Regions from separate parts of the Mus musculus genome. Here region 1 is linked to region 2. Evidence: chromatin loops called from intact Hi-C (ENCODE). Cell type or tissue: left cerebral cortex. All regions are shown on one strand. Each heading gives the region's core, and the rest is flanking DNA. Links, peaks and the distances in the headings are about the cores only.

Region 1 (2,915 bases), core at 116-2,615, 81 kb after region 2:
ATGTGGTGTCATGTTGGATTCCAATATGCATTCGCCCCAGTTGTCCCCAAATGGTCTTACATAACCCGGGGTTTTTAAAGGAAGGATCTTATGAGGAGGTTAATTGTCGTGTTTGGTTGTCTTCTAAGGCTGGTTAGGCAGATAAGAAGCTTTGTGTTGGAGAAGTCTGAGGCTTATAGACTGACTGGGCAGGGAGCACTGTCACTCCCCACCGGGTCCCCCATTTTGTGTCTGTCTGTCTGTCCAAGCTCTACTCTTGGCCCCTCGCTCTCTGCCTCTTTCACCGAAATGGATCATCTTCACTAGGTTTCTGGAAATGATTCATTTCATCAGCACAAGCTTTGTCCACGTGTTCAGAGTGCAGAACATGTTCAGAGTGTGGAACTGTAAGTGTGTGTGTAATCTGCAGTGCTCAAATCAGGACCTCTTGAATAAGCTCTTCCATCTCCTCCTCTAAGTCTTCCATTTCCATGTGCTGGGATTTTTAGAGGCCTCCCAGTTCTTGCAAAATACATCACAAGTTCCAGTAGACTTTGGTGTCTGTGCCTCGGTATAGGACATGGGACTGTACTTGATTCTTATCTGAGTCTTGATCCCTGTTCTTGGCGTCTTCACTCCCCACTCATCCCAGTCTCTGGCAAACCAGACAGACCCTGCTCCTGATGTCTGTGAGAGGGGCATGGGCAAAGCTAGAAAAGCCCTGTGAAAGAAGGTCTGTGGGTGGGGTCCCCTGAGGCATCTCACCAAGCTGGTTTCTGTGTGGAGGACTGACATACACTGAAGTATCACAAAGAACTGCAGACAAGGCTGGCTGCTGTCCCACCCCACTGCATAATGCTTGACTTTCTCCAGTGTCCACACGATCAGTCTAGGAGAGTAGACACAAGGACAGCCTCCTGCTGACCTTTCTCCTCTTTGGCTGAGTCACTCCCTTGGTGCCCCTTGATTCACACCTTTCCTCAGCCTGTTGTTCTCGACGAGCCTCACTTTCCTGCCCTCAATGTGTAGGTAGTCATCATTGCCTGCCAAGAGTTTTGCAGATGGAATCAGCTAATATCTGGTGGGTGGGACCCTCCCCCTCCCTCCAACCCTCCCTCCCTCCCACAACCTCTTATCCTTCCAAATCCATGAACACCACTCATTGCCTCCCCTATTCCAAAGCCTGAGTCATTCTACCACCTCCAGAAAGCCTGTGCTCCAGGCTCAGTACAAACGGTGAGCTCCCTTGCCAGCCCCAAAGCTGCATCCATACCCTGGAACTTCCTGCAGAGCAAACCCTTCTTCAAGGATGTATACAGAACTAGCACCAAAGATTTGCACTCAAAGCAGGGAAAGCATAGCCTATTTTCTGCTTCTGTATGTCAGCCCAGCCTTGAGACAGACAGACCAGGCTGGGTATCCTGCAGTTCCACTGTTCCTCAGAAATCCCGCTAGCCCTTCTGAGCCTCAAAGTTCTCAATTGTAAAATGGGACAATAAAGGGTAAGGAGGAAGAATGGCTAGGAGGTGAGGATCTGGCACACCATTGGATGTAAGCCCATCTCCTTCCATTTATCATGTATCTGGGGCTTAACATTTCTGTGCCTCTAGTATGACAAAGGAAGTTCACAGTATCATGTGCTTCAGGGAACGTGATGCTGATGCAACCCAGTGATGTGTGTGATGTGTGCCTTGTGTTCAGTCCCAGGCACCATGCTGATCTTCAGCATTTGCTCTCTTGAACTTGGTGCTTGCACCACAGGGTTATCTTCGGAGGAAATCCACTTCTCACCCCGGACATCACAAGTATTACATATTAATTACTTATTAATTTGCTCCATGGTTTCAGGGTGTGGGTGAGGAATAGGGGCAATGGCTCACCTCTGGGGGTGACTCATAATGTCATTAAATCTGCATTGAGTCTCCTGTGGCTCCAACCGGCTCCGGCTCCGGCTGGATGCTGAGGCAGGAATTGAAAATGCCACCATGCAGTTATGTCTGACGCCAGGTCCAGAGGCCTGTGAGTTGGAACTGGCCTTTCAACTCACTATGTCATGATGGGCTTTGAGAGGACATGTGAAAACCTGGGTAAAACTTCACCTACAGACCCACCCCATCCCTCAGCCTTGGAGGGGAGGGGAGGGGACCTGGGAAGAATAAAGCACAAATGGCATCTGGCCTTTAAGGGTCCAGGTCCTAAATCCACTTTGCAGGAAGCCCACAAGCAAGTATTCTCACCTCAGTGAGCCTCAGTTTGCCCGTATGTGAGATGGGGCAATGATACTGATCTGGGTGACATGGTACAGCGGCCTCACCTCCTGCAGTCAGGATTCATAGCACAGCTGCTACAGTCACACTGGGGATAAAAACACAGGAGACACATCCACCAGACAACCTGGCAGGGGAAGGGCATGCTCTAGTAAATCCACAGGAGATCCGTTCTCAGCAGCTGGCTTCTTCTGAACATGAGCCATACCTAAAAGTCACCTCTCCATCTCTCCTTGTCTGCTGGTACAGGTCTTATTTGTTCTTTAACATCTGTGCTCAGTGTGGGGTCTTCCTTAGCCCCAGCTATCAAGGACAAATAAGCAGACAGGTGTTAAGATGCTAAAATAGATTAAATTAGTGAAGAACAACTCTTTGAAATGAATTGGCATTCACTCATTTAAGGGTACTTGGTTTCTGAACACCCCCACCCCCACATACACACACACACAGATGCCAACAATTGTGATACTGTCCAGATTGGTACCACCCACACCGACCCCTCACATCCTAAGTCACATTCTGACACCCAACACACTGACGTCATTTACCTGCTGGCTGAAGAGCGGTCGGAGTGTATCGTTTAAGGAAAACGGCAAGATTGTGCGGATTTGGTACAGTTGCGGTTGTTCTTCAGATATTTTTGGTCTGGTTGAGCACACACACATGCAG
Region 2 (2,915 bases), core at 302-2,801:
AGAAAACACCAGGCATCAAATTCTGGCTTCTACATGTGCACATACCAGTCAACATGTACCTGCACACACCTGTACACACACACACACTCAACATGCTAAGACATGCACACACACACACACACACACACACACACACACACTCAACATGCTAACATGCGAAAATATTCAAACAATGGCCATGACTGCAAACTTTACAGTGTGTGCCAAATGGGTCCACCAATTTGACCAGCTCACCCTTTTCTTGCCCAGGTCCCAAGCTTTTAGGTCCCAAGGCTTTTTCACAGACACACCCCTCCAACTCACTAGGCAGCATCAGAGTATGGCCACAGGGTGCATGCCCCCTCCTCCCAGGGCCCCGGCTGGGGCTCTGCTGCTCAGGAGTCATCCAAGGGTGCTCACGCCTGTCCTGTGTGTCCACAGCTCCGTCAGCTGGAGATGCAGTTGGAGCAGGAATATGAAGAAAAACAGGTGGCTCTCCATGAGAAGCATGACCTGGAAGGCTTGATTGGAACCCTGTGTGACCAGGTAAGGCCACACAGTGGGGACATCTGAGGGTTCCAAGAGATGGCTGGATGCACGAGAAATCCAGCCACAAGGAGAGAGCCTTCGGTCTTCAGGAAGGGCTGAGGACAGGCCTTTGAGCTGACTTCTCCCTGTGTCCCCAAAGTACATGCTGCTCCACCCACCCTTTCTGCTGGCTCTTTGAAACTCTCCGAAGTTAAGAACAGCATTCTTAAAAGAACACAGGGAAGTAAATAAGAGTGACCTTACTCAGGACAGACAGATGAAGCAATATGGCTGTCAGTGGCTGTTGGCAGTCAAATGTAAATAATGCTTGTATTAAGAGGCTGCATATAGATGGCCACCATGCCCACAGCTGACCTTTAAGGGACAAGATTTTTCTAGGACTGGCAGCCATGCTGGGAGCCAGGCAGGAGTGTGTTCTACTTCTGCTGTCTGTCTGTCTGTCTGTCTTTGGGCAATAGCTCTAAGCATTGTTTAATGCTCTAAGCTCTAAGTTTGTTAATAGCTCTAAGCATGTAGATTTGCAGGGACCCTCGGGCCTGTCCCTGTTCTGGGGACCTCAGCCTATCTCTGTGGCATTCTGAAAATGATGACTCTTGTGATGGGGACAGTGTGTGGGATGCTGAGCCTACCACCCACCACAAGCTGCCACAGTGTGTACTGTAATTTCCCAGAGCTGGCACGGCAGGTCCCTTGTCTCCGTGAAAGCTGTGCCGTTTCATCTCTGTGACTCATCCGGTCATGATGATTGGCTTCTGTACTTTCTGGGAATCGTTCATAGTCTGTGTATAGACACCAACCAGTTTCTGATAGTTTAAGTTTCGATACTCTGACTGTGGATAACTTATACCCTTATGGATGATGCCCTTCAGTTAATAAAGTGCTTCCAATGAAGCCAAACAGACCTCTTATTTACAGCTTATGCTTTCCTACTTTCAAGTTGCCCTCCTTAATTTCAGTTCATGTTTTACCATACGCCTTCAAAGCTCTAAACTTCTTTTTTTTTATGTGTGTATAATTAGATTTTAATCCATCTTACGTAGGTGTGTGGTATGAAATAGATACCTATGTTTTCCCTTTTTCCCCCACCACCATCCCTCATGCCGTGGGTGGGGACAGATCCCCATTCTACTGGCTTCATGCTCCTCTTTGCTCCTGCACAATCTGGTCCTGCTGGCTAGCTTTCAATAAATTGCAGTGTCCTAAATAGCTTTAACCATCTAACACAGGAGCAAGTCACCTTAGTAATGAGTCACAGTTGAAGGATTACCAAGACTAGGTTGGGCTGTGGACATGCATGTGGAGAAGTCAATTAATGTAGGAGGGCTTGGCCCACTATGGGCGGCACCATACCCTAGGCAGGTAGTCTCAGCTTTATAAAGAAGCTAGCAAATCATGAGTCTGAGGGAGTCAGCAAGCAGCATTCCTCCATGGTGTCTGCCTTCAAGCTCTTACTGAATTCCTTCTCTGACTTCCCTTCGTGGTGAACTGTAACCTGGAAGTGCAAGCCACAGATATCCTTCTCTCTGCCAAGTTGTTTCTGGTCATGGTGTTTTGTTTTGTTTTGTTTTGTGTTTGTTTTTGTTTTGTTTGTTTGTTTTTTATCATAGCATCAGAAAGGAAACTGTAACACATAGGGACATCTTACCTAGCCTATCTTTGAAGATAACCTTGTCTTCTTGAGTCTTTAATAACCTTAAGATGCAAGTCATGAATGATAGAGGGCCTACCCAGCCTACATGGGACCCCATATTCCTGAAGTAAGAATATTTTAATAAATCCTGATATGGAGTTCCTTCCTGCCTTTGACCATTTACGTTCCCAGATGAAAGACACACACACAGCCTTATGCAGCACAATAGCTGGGCAGCTGCCTATCCTCCATGCTGGTAGAATCCACCTCCTACCGATAACTCTGTGTTACTGCTTACTAATTTCTGTTCTTCCTTGGCTGCTCTTAACTCCGATTACTCAGACTTCTGGCCCACGTCCTTTTGGCCCAGAGCCCAGGGTTCTCTCCTTGCCTCCCTACCCCATGGCAGCTCTTGTCTCTCTCCTGCACACTCTTCTAAGGCATGATAGCTCCTTTCTGTCTTTCCTCATGGTCCCAAGCCTGGGAAACCTAAACCCCGCCTATGTCTCTTCTCCCCAGCTGTTGGCTGCTGGCATCTTTATTTACCAATCAGAATTCACTGGGGAAAGGTTCCCTCAGTGTCTCTCTCATGCAAACAATTGTGGGCAGCATTAGGCCAGCCTACGACACATTCCACCCACAGAAAACCCAGCAGCAAAGGATGTCAGTGTCTGCCGAGCCCTGGTTATTTTTGCAGAGGACCCAAGTTCTATCCCCAGTGGCTCACTACTGTTTGTACTTTTTATTCTCAGGTTAT

The links. Peaks named below come from ENCODE experiments on the same cell type or tissue, not always from the same donor. Only the 100,000 strongest peaks of a DNase experiment are listed, where the experiment ranks them.
Region 1: it touches region 2 in a loop (7-fold over the local background); 4 of 42 quality-filtered maps call a loop at or near these places.

The regions. Positions count from the first base shown.
Region 1 is chr5:112,699,207-112,702,121 of GRCm38, reverse strand. All of the region lies in intron 42 of Myo18b (myosin XVIIIb), which reads left to right. Among named protein-coding and RNA genes, the nearest start is that of Gm30529, 51 kb to the right of the region's middle. In left cerebral cortex, for the core only: no CTCF peak of the experiment used is centred there; DNase peaks (open chromatin) are centred at 546, 742 and 1,211; H3K27ac peaks cover 2,058 bases.
Region 2 is chr5:112,780,195-112,783,109 of GRCm38, reverse strand. It overlaps Myo18b (myosin XVIIIb), which reads left to right. Exons shown (of 44, transcript NM_028901.2): 33 at 421-525. Among named protein-coding and RNA genes, the nearest start is that of 1700095B10Rik, 12 kb to the left of the region's middle. In left cerebral cortex, for the core only: a CTCF peak has its summit at 2,444; DNase peaks (open chromatin) are centred at 1,201, 1,640 and 2,506; H3K27ac peaks cover 1,912 bases.